Linked DNA regions of Homo sapiens: region 1 is linked to region 2. A link is an interaction called in ENCODE POLR2A ChIA-PET data of the cell type or tissue named here. Cell type or tissue: Panc1. All regions are shown on one strand.

Evidence for each region. ChIA-PET counts read pairs that join two places held together with the same protein. Peaks named below come from ENCODE experiments on the same cell type or tissue, not always from the same donor. Only the 100,000 strongest peaks of a DNase experiment are listed, where the experiment ranks them.
Region 1: POLR2A ChIA-PET joins it to region 2 with 12 read pairs; 2 of 35 experiments call an interaction of 5 or more read pairs at or near these places.

Annotation. Positions count from the first base shown.
Region 1 is chr15:43,833,471-43,841,470 of GRCh38, reverse strand. It overlaps WDR76 (WD repeat domain 76), which reads right to left. Exons shown (of 13, transcript NM_024908.4): 3 at 6,321-6,410; 4 at 5,255-5,310; 5 at 1,743-1,866. Among named protein-coding and RNA genes, the nearest start is that of WDR76, 10 kb to the right of the region's middle. In Panc1, no CTCF peak of the experiment used is centred here; no DNase peak of the experiment used is centred here.
Region 2 is chr15:44,099,782-44,107,781 of GRCh38, reverse strand. All of the region lies in intron 1 of FRMD5 (FERM domain containing 5), which reads left to right. Among named protein-coding and RNA genes, the nearest start is that of FRMD5, 91 kb to the left of the region's middle. In Panc1, no CTCF peak of the experiment used is centred here; DNase peaks (open chromatin) are centred at 3,931, 4,681 and 4,931; H3K4me3 peaks cover 393 bases; H3K27ac peaks cover 6,814 bases.

The DNA of each region.
Region 1 (8,000 bases), 270 kb after region 2:
TGTAATCCTAGCATTTTGGGAGGCCGAGGCGGGCAGATCATGAGGTCAGATTGAGACCATCCTGGCTAACGCAGTGAAACCCCATCTCTACTAAAAATACAAAAAAATTAGCCGGGCGTGGTGGCAGGTGCCTATAGTCCCAGCGGAGGCTGAGCCAGGAGAATGGCATGAACCTGGGATGCAGAGCTTACAGTGAGCCAAAATCACAGCACCGCACTCCAGCCTGGGCAACAGATTGAGACTCCGTCTCAAAAAAAAAAAAAAAAAAACAAAAAAACAAAACTTAGCCAGGCGTGGTAGCACACACCTACAGTCCCAGCTACTCTGGAGGCTCAGGCATGAGAATCACTTGAACCCGGGAGGCGGAGGTTGCAGTGAACTGAGATTGTGCCACTGCACTCCAGCCTGGGTGACAGAGGGAGACTCTGTCTCAGAAAGAAAAAAAAAAAAGAAATACCAAAGTGCACCACATGTATTAAGTGTCGTTTGACAAACTGTGGTTTCAGTTGCATATATGTGTGATAGTTACAATGTAAATAAATATATATATATATTTTTAAATTAACGTCTCAAGTGATGCTCCCACCTCAGCCTCCTGAGGAGCTGGGACTACAGGCACATGCCACCACACCCAGCTGATTTTTGTATTTTTTTTGTAAGAACAGGGTCTCTTGATGTTGCCTAGGCTGGTCTCAAACTTCTGGGTTCAAGCGATCCTCCTGCCTCAGCCTCCCAAAGTGCTGGGATTACAGGCATGAACCACTACACCTGGCCACAAATATATTTCTTGTGGGCTGAGGCTTCAAAAAAATTTGAAGCTACTCTTCTATGCTGCTTCCCATAACACCTAGATTTGCAATTTGCTCCCAAAACACCAGCCTAATTAGTGCTATCTTCCTATTTACAATTAAACACTTACATATAAAGTATTAAAAATAGGTGTTCTTGAATAAAAAATATTTAGAAAATGTTTGCTAAATAAAACTCTACTCACTAAAACTACACATTATCACGTATTTATTAACATTAATAACTATATTCTATTGATTACTAAGCCCCTAATATGTGAGAAACTTTATAGATATGATTTCATTTATCTTTACAGTAGCTCTTTGAGGTTTTTTTTTTAAACTGACATAAAATTGTACATATTTACTGAGGGTTCTATTATTGCTGACTTTTTTTTAATGGAGAAACAATCAGAAAGGTTAATTAACTCACCCACAATCCTAAGCAGGTAAGTCCTGCAGAAATACAGAATCCAATACAGTCTTTACGACTTCGAAATCTTACTCATTAAAGCGTACAAATGGGCCGGGCACAGTGGCTCACACCTGTAATCCCAGCACTTTGGGAGGCCGAGGCAGGCAGACCACTTCAGGTCAGGAGTTCAAGACCAGCCTGGCCAGCATGGTGAAACCCCGTCTCTACCAAAAATAAAAAAAATCAGCCAGGTATGGTGGCATGTGCCTGTAATCCCAGCTATTCGGGAGGCTGAGGCAGGAGAATCGCTTGAACACGGGAGGAGGGGGTTGCAGTGAGGCAAGATCATGCCACTGCACTCCAGTCTGGGCGACAGAGTGAGACTCCATCTCAAAAAAACAAAACAAAACCATACAACATTCAAGTATTAATGAAATATAAAATTAAACATAATTTAATGAACTTTTAGTCTAGTTTCAACACTTCAAATTTTTCAGTATTTTATTACATTAAAATATTATATTTGCACATTTCCTTACAGTTTCATCTGCTACTAATGTCGGCGGTGTTGGAGCTGCTGGTAATGAAACTCCCGAAGGATCAACTTTTAGTAATCGCATTGACCTTCTACATCCAATCCCATTTTCTCTCTTAGGCTTCTTTCTAAAGGAGTGGGGAAAAACTCATGTTATACTCACAAAACAATAAAATGTATTTACTAATACTAAAGAGATAACTTCTAGGAATATATACCACAGATATATTTATAAACTGCATAGATATATATATACATGGCCACAATTATCTTAATAAGAAGTATGGAAAAAACAAACCTAAATGTTCATCAAAAAGAGGTGAGGTCTGTTAAATTATGGTATACATATCTAATAGAATAATACGCAGCCATAAAAAGAATGATATAGATCTTTATGCACTGCTGAAAGGAACCCTTGGTTATAAAAAGCAAAAACAAAGTCCAGTACATGTATACAAAAAGGTTACATATACACATACATTTGTACATGCTGAGGTTACCTTTGGAGGAATACACATAAAACTACTACTTCTAGGGAAAAGGCCTGGAAAACTAAGGTCTAAAATAGGAAGGAAACTTAAAACGTTTCACTGCATTCCCTTCCATACACTGTAGTTTACTTTTTAAATAATATACATTCTCTATTTTTTTATGCACTATTTTTTCATTTTTAAAAAAGTAATTCATTTTAAAATGTTGGGGAAAGAGAAGCCTCTGAAATTATTTCCAAAAATTCACATAAAAAATTATCAGTTATAGTCCACATTACTTCGAGAATTAGTAAAACCTACTGATTGAAAGTATACTATATACTAAAAACTGTAGTCAACATTCCATCTCATATTTAATCCTCAAAAAAGACACCTGAGTATATGGAATAATATGGGCTGTCATACAATCCTAGAAATCTACTCCTAGAGAAACTCCCATACATAAGCACTAAGAGACTTAAGAATGTTTGGAGCAGCACTTTTCATAATAAAAATAACAACTCAATTGTTCATCAACAGTAGAATAAAATGTAGTACATTCATACAGTGGAATATCATATAGCAGAAAAAAAGAACGAAATAAAGCTGTGCGCATCAACATGGGTAAATTTAAAAGCATAAATATGTAAAGATGAGCAAAATAAGAAAATCTCAGAATATAAAAAAGGCATATTGTATGTGAACACCAAAAAAAGACAAAGCTAAACAATATAGTGTTTAAGGATACACTCACTGGTAGTAAAACTATAAATCAATAGCCAGGCACAGTGGCTCACACCTGTAATCCCAGCACTTTGGGAGGCTGAGGTGGGTGGATCACTTGAGGTCCAGAGTTCCAGACCAGCCTTGCCAACATGGCGAAACCCCGTATCTACTAAAAATACAAAATTTAGCAGAGCATGGTCATGAGCACCTGTAATCCCAGCTACTCAGAAGGCTGAGGCATGAGAATTGCTTGAACCTGGGAGGCAGAGGCTGCAGTGAGCCAAGATTACACCACTGTACTCCAGCCTGGGCAACAGAGCAAGACTCTGTCTCAAAAAAATAAATAAATAAAAATGAAACTATAGGCTGGGCACAGTGGCTCACGCCTGTAATCCCAGCACTTTGGGAGGCCGAGGCAGGCGGATCACGAGGTCAGGAGATTGAGACCATCCTGGCTAACACGGTGAAACCCCGTCTACTAAAAATCCAAAAAATTAGCCGGGCGTGGTGGCGGGCGCCTATAGTCCCAGTTACTCGGGAGGCTGAGGCAGGAGAATGGCATGAACCTGGGAGGTGGAGGTTGCAGTGAGCCGAGATCGCGCCACTGCACTCCAGACTGGGCAACAGAGCGAGACTCCATCTCAAAAAAAAAAAAAAAAGCAATAAATAAATGCAAGGAAATATTACCACAAAATTCAGCATAGTGGTTGTATCGGGAGGGAGGGGTATATATGGGCCTTCAGGGGTATTCGTAATTTCTATTAACCTGGATGGCAGGTACATGGATGGGACCTGTATAATTTTTCAACTACACAAATACATTATATGTACCTTTTTATATGTATATTTAATAATTTTCAAAAAATTTAAATCCTTCTAGATTAGCATAATGCCAGCTTTACAGAAAGAAAAATTATATAAAGTATCCAAGGTTACTGTCATAGCTGTAAGTGACTGAATCAAAACTTGAACCCAAATTTGCTAAATCTCAAAGGCTACACTTCTGCGCTACATTACACAACTTCCATACTATCAACTTGCTACTGCCTATACAACTATTAAGGGCTAGAATTTTGTGATTTAGGAAGAAATCACCAATCTTGGCTAATAAAAAAATGCAAATGTAAAGCTACTAATCAGCGGGCAACAGGACCAGTGCTACTGTTTTTCCAGTGTTAATGATGTTCCTCTTATAGTAACTTTTCACACTTGAAAATACCTGGCCATGATTAAAGGTCCAGCTTTTCTCAAGCTAATTGTCCTGTAACAGAATCAAACCAAGTAAATGAAGCTACATTTCATTAGGAACTGGCACTAAACAAATGAGCTAATGATACCAAGATTTTAGTTTCTTCATTTATATGTAAGCACTGCTAAAATGCAATGGAGATAATTCAAAATTTAAACACCCTTGAGTTCAAATCCTAAAGCTACCACTTATAAGCTGTTTTGACTTTCAGCAAATAGTTGTTTTTTTTTGTTTTTTTTTTTTTTGTGAGATGGAGTCTCACTCTTATTGCCCAGGCTGGAGTGCAATGGTGCAATCTTGGCTCACCATGACCTCTGCCTCCCGGGTTCAAGCGATTCTCCTGCTTTAGCCTCTTGAGTAGCTGGGATTCAGACATGTGCCACCACACCCGGCTAATTTTTAATTTTTTTTTTTTTTTTAGTAGCGATGGGGTTTCTCCATGTTGGTCAGGCCAGTCTTGAACTCTCGACCTCAGGTGACCCCCTGACTCAACCTCCCAAAGTGCTGGGATTATAGGCATGAGCCACTGCACCCAGCCAACAATTTTATCTTTTGAGCCTGATTTCTAACTCACAAAATGAATATATTACCTACCACATGCAGTGGTTGTCAGAGTTAAATGAGATAATATAGGACAAAATTGCTAGATCACTGCAGTATGTTTCAGAGATATTCAATAAATGTTAATTCCTTTCCTTTATTCTAGGACTAAGAAAGCAAAAACAAATTGAGACGCAAAAAGATAGCCAGAAAAATTAAAAGTAAGTAGAAGAATCTTTAATAGTTTTCTAAGTGACAGTAATTTAGTGGAAATAAAGATTTCCCTTCATTAGTAGCAACAATAAATATAAACAAAATTCAGCTCTCCATTTTATTTGCTCCATATTCCTTTGATGAAGATGAGAATTGTAAAGTTATTAAAGGGTAGCATTCCCTCAGAGATCCTAGAGGGACTGAGATTAAATAGCACTTTATGATCTGTTAAGCTTACCACACCAAACCATTTTTTTCAAATTATAAAACAGTTGAGCAATGTATCATGGTTCAGGCATTGCAAACTAGATATTTTACCTTTTGGATTTAGGAGGCTGTCTCTTCTCTATCATTTCACGGAGTCTTGCAGCAGACTGTAAAGTATAAAAATCATGTAAAAATGTTATAACTACGTATCTTACCTTTTAAAATATTAAGCATCTGCTACTATACCCACACTAAACTAAGGTCTATTCAGGAACTAAAGATCCTTAAGATAGGCCATGAGTCATGATCAGCGCCACTGTACTCCAGCCTGGGCAACGCAGCGAGACCCTGTCTCAAAAAAAAAAAAGACAGGCCAGGCATGGTGGATCACAACTGTAATCCCAGCACTTTGGGAGGTCAAGGCAAGTAGATCACCCGAGGTCAGCAGTTCGAGACCAGCCTTACCAACATGGTGAAACCCCATTCCTACTAAAAATACAAAAATTACAGGCGTGGTGGCGGGCGCCTGTAATCCCAGCTACTTGGGAAGCTAAGGTAGGAGAATCACTTGAACCCGGGAGGCAGAGGTTGCAGTGAGCCAAGATCGTGCCATTGCACTCCAGCCTGGGCAACAAGAGCAAAACTCCGTCTCAAAAAAAAAAAAAAAGACAAAAAAAATAATGCCTTAGAATCAACAGAGTACAGTAACCTCTTCCTATTAAGCACAAAACCTGCTCCAATTTTACCCTCCCTCATATGACACTATGAAACCTGATATGTTATTGACCTGGTGGGAGTTATGACATCTTGGGTTTTACGGCTCTTGTTGTTGCTGTTTTGAGACAGGGTCTGGCTCTGTTGCCCAAGCTGGAATGCAGTGGCATGATCATAGCTCACGGCAGCCTTGACTTTCCAAACTCAAGCCATCCTTCCACCTCAGCCACCCCAGTAGCTAGGACTCCAGACATGCATCACTATGCTCAACTAATTTACTTTTTATAGAGATTGGGGTGGGGGGCGGGGGGCGGGGGGCGGGTCTCCGTATGTTACCCAGGCTGATCTCGAACTCCTGGCCTCAAGCGATTCTCCCATGTCAGCCTCCCCAAGTGACAGGATTACAGGCGCTACCCACTGTTCCCGGCCCTGCATCTTGCTTTTAAATAGACTCCACACAAACCTCAGACAACTGAAGAGAAGCAAAAAAGTCTGCGTTTTCTGATATGTTCTTCAGTCTCTTCCTTTCGTAGGGTGACAATCCCGAAAAATCCTATAAAATTACACCAAAAAGATTCCATTACTTTATATAATCTACAGGAAAAGCACTTCACAAAACTACATGTTTCATTTTCTACATGAATACTTTACTTCAAATTGTACTATCTCTATTCATTTCATCATCTTACCAAAACAGACGTTTGCTGAATTGGATATTTCAGTAAGTCTGGATTTGGGATACCCCCAAAATATCTGTATGGCTTCCCAGTTAAGAAGTGATCTGATATTAGAAATCAAGTAGTATGATCTAGTAGCAAATTATTTCCTAGTGGCAATTAATTGTACTATTACACAAAAGTTATTTTTGGCCAGGGGCAGTGGCTCACGCCTGTAATCCCATCAATTTGGGAAGCTGAAGTGGATGGAACACCTGAGGTCTGGAGTTCAAGACCAACCTGGCCAAAATGGTGAAACCTCATCTCTACTAAAAATATAAAAGTTGGTCAGACGTGGTGGCTCACACCTGTAATCCCAGCACTTTGGGAGGCCGAAGTGGGCAGATCACCTGAAGTCAGGAGTTCGAGACCAGCCTGGCCAACATGGTGAAATCCTGTCTCAACTAAAAATACAAAAAAAAAAAAAAAATTAGCCAGGTATAGTGGCAGGAGCCTGTAATCCCAGCTACTCAGGAGGCCGGGGCAGGAAAATCGCTTGAACCTGGGAGGTGGGGGTTGCAGCAAGCCGAGATCGCACCATTGCACTCTAGCCTGGACAATAAGAGCGAAACTCCGTCTCAAAAAAAAAAAAAAAAAAAGTTATTTTTTTCCAACAAAAAAACTTCCCTTAAACGCAGTAGAGTGAGTAAGTACATGTCTCTACTTTCTCCTAAAAAGCCACTAATGTAACAGTAAGCTAATTTTTTAAAACCCTGAGATATAAGGCAGTATATTCAGGAAATAGCAAAATACTGTAAGAAAAGAAAATTCAAAAAATAAGAACTCAATAGTTTTTAAATCCATGAAAAGGCTTAAATTTAGAAAGTAGAACAAAAAGATAAACACATGAACAGAAAAGACAAAAAAATACTCAGTCTTAGAGGTCCAATATCCAATTCATTGTTCGAGAAACTGCTGAGAAATTGGAAGAGAATCAATTATTAAAAAATAATATAAATGGCAGGCCGGGTGTGGTGGCTCACGCCTGTAATCCTAGCACTTTGAGAGGCCGAGGCAGGCAGATCACCAGGTCAGGAAATCAGGACCATCCTGGCCAGCATGGCAAAACCCAGTCTCTACTAAAAATACAAAAATTAGCCGGGTGTGGTGACACACGCCTGTAGTCCCAGCTACTCGGGAGGCTGAGACAGAAGAATTGCTTGAACCCGGGAGATGGAGGTTGCAGTGAACCCAGATCATGCCACTGCACTCCATCCAGCCTGGGCCACAGAGCAAGACTCCGTCTCAAAAAACAAACAAACAAAAAAAAAAAAGAAAGGGCTGGGAGCAGTGGCTCACGCCTGTAATCCCAGCACTTTGGGAGGCAGAGGCAGGCAGATCACAAGGTCAGGAGATCGAGACCATCCTAGCTAACACAGTGAAAGCCCATCTCTACTAAAAAATACAAAAAATTAGCCGGGCATGGT
Region 2 (8,000 bases):
CCAATCCTGGCCTTTATGCAGCATATTTTAAGAACAGTAATTTTTAATGTATTTTCAGCATGTAAAAATAACTTCAGCATTTCTAATTTTAAAATCTCATTAACATTTTTTATATTTTAATGGAATGTTAAAAAATTTATCAGTTGAATTCCAATCATGCAGCTTCATGAGAGCTGTTGCTTTCCCCCCTCTAATCATATAACCTTTGAGCAGCATTTTTCGGCTGATAACTACAAATCAAGAGAGAATAGATATCCAAAAGAGGCAGAAGAGATGTGTAATAAAGAGCATATGAGGACTGAGAAAGATAAAAAGATGGGAGTTGTGTGGAATAGAATTGTTAAAGTGGTACATTTCCTACCCAAAAGATCAATTTTTACTTAAGGTTTCGTTCAGACTTTTGTCCTTCTGTGTCGTTCCTGTTTTTGGTTTTGTTGGTACAGAATTACTTTTAGCTTCTTTATTATTTTTCCTAAGACTGGTGATGTTTATACTACTTTATTACCACTCTTCCTTGGCTTTGCCTCTCTGTCCTCAGCTATTTTCTCTAGCTATGGTTAAGGTTGTATCCCCCTTCCCTTCCTTTATATCTTTTCATTTGCCTATCAACCTTCTCAAATATTTCGTTTGTGAATGAAAATACATTTTGTAATTTGTGAAACAAACAACCCACAATACCATTGTGCTGGGGCCCTGGGTGGTCCCTGACACCCTTTCAGAGAGTCCTTGGAGTCACAGATATTTTCAAAAAATGCTAAGGGTTATTTATTAACTTTTCTTTTCTTGAATTGATGCATATTTTAAAAATTTCTCAGTTTAAACATCTAAAATGGTAAAAATATACCATATATCATCCACATAAACAAAGCTCATTGATGTTCTCAGTCATTTTTAGCAGTGTAAAGGGGTCCTGAGACCAAAAAGTTTGAGAATGGCTAATGTATTTCATCAGCAAACTAAAAACATTTATTAAGCAGCTTTGTATTTTCAGTCCCAGTACTAGTTGTGTAGAATCGGTGGCAGAACTTTGCCTCACAGTTTAGAGGTGAAGACATACTTCTCAAAGGATAAGTACAGTTGGAGTCAGTAAGTGCAGAGATCTTACACACCACGGGAGTCCAGAGGGAAGTATACTTAACTTGTGATTATGTTACTGGTGATAGGGGAGGGGTCAGTGAGAGGCTGGAACCACATTTATTAAGCCTTCCTAGAGGAGGTGACCACTGAACCAATTATTTTAAAAATCAGAATGAGGCAGGTGAAGGATGGTTGTAGGAGGCCTTCTAGACGAAGCAGCAGGAGCAAAGACAGGGAAGCAAAGAGTGCAATATGTACAGGCAAACACAAGCAGGCCTCTGTTACTGCATGCAGGGTGGGTTTAAAGAGTAGTGGCAATGAGGCTGGAGATATGGCAGGGAACAGTTCTTAGAGAGTCAGTTTTAGCCTTTTAGGAGTTTAGACTCTATCCTTAAAGGGAAACCCCACATTTATTTATTTATTTATTTTTGAGCACATATGTGGTATTAGTTCGTCTTTCTATGCATGAAGAATTTGGCTTATTAAAATAATTTTAATTATTGGGTATCAGACCCATTTGTAAACAGAAAAATACAGTTAAGTGTTTTCTTAGGAAACAGAATGTAACCGTACTTTTTAAAACATCGTACAGCCATGGATTCAACCAACTGTGGATGGAAAATGTTTAGGAAAAAAACAAGAAAAAATAATAAAAAACCAATACAGTTAAACAACCATTTACATACATTTACATTGTATTAGGTATTATAAGTAACCCAGAAAGATAAAGTATATAGGAGGACGTGCTAGCTTATATGCAAATACTACTCTATTTTATATAAGGGACTTGAACATTTGGATTGTGGTATCTGTGGGGGTTCCTGGAACCAGTCCCCAAGGGGCAACTGTAGTGAGCTTAATAAGAAGAAATTGTGTGGTAAATACTCACCATCCATTTAGTTCTAATGGGCAGTAGTAATTATGGGTTTTCTTGTCGAAGCTAATGAAGGTAAAAAATAGGTCCATTTTTTTAAAGACTAAGTTGAGAACTAATAGAGCTAAAAGCAGTACAGGCATGAAAGGAAAAATGACAAGCTACAAATAAATAGTAGTAAAGTGAACTCTAAACCTTTAAATTCTCAACTCAGTATAAATGACAAAACATGTTACCAAATCTGCATCATTTTTATTGCCACCATTTAAATCTAACTGATGGTTTCCTACAACTAGCACACTAAAAAAAATGAAGAACAGAAATGTATTTCCCACAGTCTGGGAAGTTCAAGATCAGTAAGTTAGCGCCTTGGTCACTCTGCTTCTAGGATGGCACCTTGAATAGCACAGGTGTTTTAAAGAAATTTTGCCTTCCACACCTTTGAAATAATTTGAGCTGGGCACAGTGGCTCACACTTGTAATCTCAGCACTTTGGGAGGCTGAGGCAGGTGTATTACTTGAGCCCATGAGTTAGACACCAGCCTAGGCAACATGGCAAAACCCTGTTTCTACAAAAAATACAAAAATTAGCTGGGCGAGGTGTTGCGCGCTTGTGGTCCCAGCTACTCAAGAGGCTGAGGTGAGAAGATCACTTGAGCCTGGGACATCGAGGCTGCAGTGAGTTGTAACTGTGCCACTGCACTCCAGCCTGGGTGAGACCCTGTCTCAAAAAAAAAAAAAAAAGAAAAGAATTTGAGTGATATAGGCTCTTTACTACCATGTATGGTACTACTATGAAAGTTTTATCAGCATTATTCATGATAGCCAAAAAGTGGAAGTAACCCAAATATCTGTCAGCTGAGAAATGAATAAATAAAGTGTGGTATATCCATATAATGCAATATTGCCAATAAAAAGAAATATATGTTTTCTACATGGATGAGCCTCGAAAACGTTATGTTAAATGAAAGAAACCAATCGAGAAGACTACATATTGTATGATTCCAGTTACAGTCATGTGTCATTACTTAACAACAGGGTATGTTCTGAGAATAGGGTGATTTTGTTGTGTGAACATCATAGAGTGTACACAACCCTAGATGGCATAGCCTACTATATATACTACCCAGGTTATGTGGTATAGCCTATTGCTCTTAGGCTACAAACCTGTATAGCATGTTACTGTACTGAATACTATAGGCAGTTGGGACACAATGGTAAGTATTTGGGTATCTAAACATAAAAAAGTACAGTAAAACATCAAACATCTTTAACGTATGAAACATTAAAAATGGTACACCTATATGGGACACTTACCATGAATAGAGCTTGCAGGACTAGAAGTTGCTCTGGATGAATCAGTGAGTGAGTGGTGAATGAATATGAAGGTCTCAGACATTGATGTACACTACTATGGATTTAATAAACACTGTACACTTAAGCTACACTAAATTTATGTAAAAATTTTTTTCTTCAATAACAAATTAAGCTCAGCTTACTGTAACTTCATGAACTTTTAGAATATTTATACTTTTTGATTCTTTTATAATAACACCTAGCTTAAAATATAAACACATTGCACAGTTGTACAAAAACATTTAAAAATATTCTATAAGCTTTTCGCTATTTAAAATTTATTTTTACTTTTTAAACTTTGTTAAAAACTAAGGCAAACACACATTAACCTGGGCGTACACAAGGTCAGGATCATCATTATCACTGTCTTCAATCTCCATATCTTGTCCCACTGGAAGGTCTTCAGGGGAAATAACACACATGGTTAATGATAAAAAGTATAGTATAATAATACATAAAACAGTAATAGTCATTGCTATTATCAAGTGTTATTTACTGTACATAATTATATGTGCTATGCTTTTATATGACTGGCATTGCAGTAGGTTTGTTTACACCAGCATCATCACAAACATATGAGTAACGCATTACATTATGATGGCTATGACACCACTAGGCAATAAGAATTTTCAGCTTCCTTTTAGTCTTATGGGACCACTGTCATATATGAGATCCATTGTTGACCAAAATGTTGTATGAGCTGCATAACTGCATAGGCAAATCCATGGAGACAGAAAGTAGATTAATGGTTTTCCAAGACTGGGGAAGAAGGAAGTTGGGAAATGGGGAATGATTGCTTGCTAATGGATATGGGAGGATTTCTTTTTGGGGTGATGAAAATGTTCTAAAGTTGATTATGGCAAAGGTCGCACAACCTTATGTATGTACCAAAACCCACTGAATTATACACTTTAAATAGATGAATTGTATGGCATATGAGTTATCCCTCTATAAAGCTGTTTGATCTATCTGTATTTCAACAGTTAGAGTGATAACTTGAATATTGAAAACTTTGAAAATACATGTTGTGAGGGAAGGTAAAACGCCAAAGACTACATTTTACCAGTATATGTCTAATCAAAACTATTCCATAAAACTCCTTCCTAATTTGAATAGAATGATTTTTTCCTTTGAAGGTAAAAATCCTCTATATCTTTTACCATTTTATTAATATTTAATTCCTTCTTCCTTCTTTCTGGAGAAACTTTGGATTCTGACAGAGCTCCTTCTATACTGACCTGACAAGTTCTCAGAGACTGGTACTGTTGCAGCTAATGAGTCAAGTGGACACTCATGCTGGCTGTGTTCCCAAGACTATTCTTACATTAGGGCAAATGGCATGAGGACAATGCATCCAATGTATCAGGCACAAAGAGGTTTTTCTTCCTAATTGACCATGTGTGTCCTCCTTTCTTTGAATAATAGGAGGAAAATCTCCCTACCATGACTTTTGGAATTCCTTCCTTTCCCTCTCCTAGTACCCAAGGTTATGAGTGTAGGCAAGGCTTTTGTTCCAAAGCTGTCATCTCCTTTTATCAATTTCCCCTTTTCATTCCTTTTAGGTCTCCAAGCCTCAGAGCAGAAGGCTGTGACTAGTGAGCCTTTCTGATTTGTTTACTCATTCAGGCACACACAGTGAACAGCTGGGAGTCCAGCCAGTTTTGTTATACTGTTGCTTGTCTAAGTGATTCCCAAGTGAGTCAGTGAGACCTTAGGTCCAACTCTGACCATCCATTTGGTTAGTGGTTTGGGTAGGCTGTGGACTGGGAGGCTTTTTGAACTCTTACATGGTAGCTTTTGAGCCCTTACCCTTTTGTTCTGCAGGCAGAATGAAAGTCTGCTTGGGAACTCCTGAAAAGCCTCCCATCTTCAAACAAACACTATATTTAATTCCAAGCTAGGACAATTTCTTTCTTTCCTTTTCCTATGGAAGAGTAGTCTGTTTGTGAGATCTTCATTTCCATACCCTGATTTCTCCACAGCCCTGTTTCAATTAGCTTTTATTTCCATTGATTTGTCAGATCCGTTTACCAGAAGTACATTCTTAGATTGAGGACCTCCTTCATGCCAAAACCTTCTGTCCTCTTTTGACTTAACTTTATGTGATAATATTCCTGACAACTCCTTCCTTCTCAGAACTCAATCTTTCCTTGAGTGGAACTCAACTGATGCTTGTTGGATTTGACTATATTTTTCACACTGTAGCATCCAGGCTTACTTCTTACCTTTCAGCTGATTCATCTTTGTTTCTTGCATTGAACTACACATTCCTCACATTCTCTAATCAGAGTATTCTCTGAAGGTTCTACATGCCAGTGCATGATCAACTGCATCTGGTTTGTATTTAGACCTTGTGGTCCAGGGGAGTGGATATGTCCAAGAGGTTAAAGGTATGCAAAGAATGGATAATGGTGCCAAGTGGACTGCTTCTGCCATTGAGTGTGATACGGCAGTCACCATAAGAATAAATTACATGGCTTTCAACTAGTCAATAGTCCAAAGCTTTTCAACCCTGCAATACCTTAAGCCAGAGTTTCTAGACTTTGGTAGCGGTTTAAAATAGATTTCTGGAACACCTCCAAATCTGTGATTTAAACTGTCTTAAAGTTGGGCCCAGGAATCTGTGTTTTTGAAAAGCACCCAGGTGTTTCTGATAGAGTTGGTTCAGGCATCATTCTCAGAGGAAACAATGTCATAACCACCTTTCCTTTAGTAACAGGCTCCATCCCTAGAGATTTAGAAAGAACTAAGAGTAATCTGCAAAATATAGTAAAAGTTGCCTAGGACCTGGAATGTATCTACTTGTGAAGTAACAACAGTACTCATCATCTTATGTTTGTTCATCCTCACCTTGGGAACAAGTACATTCATTGTCATTTATAGAAAAGATCCAAAAGAAGCAGGCTTACCAGCTTTCATGATAAGTCTATTTTCACCTTCATAGGAGTTTCAGAATCATCTGTAAGAGGCCTGGAATCCAGAGGCACCCAAGGGAATTAGCAACAAGAAATACATAGTAAGTAGGTTAGTTAATGAGGCTATGGAGTTAGTATTGTTTTACAGTGTTTAAGATACTCTACTATGCCTACATTTTGGGAAAGATGTGTATCTTGTGACATTTGTACTTGATTTGGTTTGATTTCATACCCTGCCTGCTATCCACAAGCTTGCTTTATATTCTTTCTGGGGGAAAGCCCCTCAGAATCATGTGAATAGCTGCCAGGCCACAAAGCTGACTTCTCCACCCTGGCATCACAGAGTGGGAAAGACTAGTTTATTTCCTTCTTTTCTTTTTTCTTTTCTGTTTGTTTGTTGTTTTTTTTTTTGAGATGGAGTATCACTTGGTTGCCCAGGCTGGAGTGCAGTGGCGCGATCTCGGCTCACTGCAACCTCCGCCTCCTGAGTTCAAGGGATTCTCCTGCGTCAGCCTCCCGAGTAGCTGGGACTACAGGCGTGCACCATCACACCCGGCTAATTTTTGTATTTTTAGTAGGGACAGGGTTTTACCATGTTGGCCAGGATGGTCTCGATCTCTTGACCTCGTGATCCACCTGCCTCGGCCTCCCAAAGTGCTGGGATTACAGGCGTGAGCCACTGTGCCTGGCCCCAAGACTAGTTTATTTCTAGCTGCAGGAACTAGTTCCCTTGTTTAGGCCATTTAGTCTAATGAATAAAAAGAATTCAGAAAAACCGGGTTTCTTTCCATACAGCAACTTCTTTGGGAGGTAAAGAAAAAGAATCTTAGTCTCAGAAGTCAAGCTATCTGTGGTTCACATCTGCCTTGGGAGATAGCACCTCCTTGCACTGTGTCTCATTGATGGTTGTCACTTTCTGTTGTTACAAGAGAGCTTGGGTCCCATGTGAGGTCACTAATATTAATAATGTAGAAGTGGTTTTTAGTTCAGAGGAGCAGCTTGTCAACAGCTTGTATTTTTAAATATTGTACTAGGAGGAAGTATACTGTATTCATAGGGTATGTGCTTCTTTATTAGTAATCTTAATGCATTTATGAGCAGTTTGACATACACTAATTATTTATAGTGCTGTGGATTCCATTTGCTGCTAGGTGACAATGTGGAGAGTTGGGATGCAAAACTGTGATTAAGAAGCTATTAGTTGGCCTGGCACGATGGCTCATGCCTGTAATCCCAGCACTTCGGGAGGCCAAGGCGGGTGGATCACCTGAGGTCAGGAGCTCAAGACCAGCCTGGACAACATGGTGAAACCCCCTCTCTACTTAAAAAAAAAAAAAATTTAGCCGGGTGTGGTGGCACATGCCTGTAGTCCCAGCTACTTGAGAGGCTGAGACAGGAGAATCACTTGAACCCGGGAGGTGGAAGCTGCAGTGAGTCGAGATCATGCCACCACACTCCAGCCTGGGCAAGACAAGACCGAAACTCCATCTTAAAAAAAAAAAAAAAAAAAAAGAGAAGAAGAAGCTATTAGATACAGTCAGGATGACTGGATTTCAGCTTTTGTGTGGCTAGACTCAGAGTGTAGGGGGGCTTTCAGAGTGCTTGTTAAATGCTCTGGGTTAAATCAGAAAGAAGGAAAGCTAGCAAAAATTGCTTAATCAGAATAGTTCGGTTGAACTCATACAAGCTTATCTTTTTAGATGTTGTGGAATTCTTTGCAACTCTATAATTAATTCCAGATTGTTCAGATGTATTTCTAGTGCCAGAGATAGTGTTGT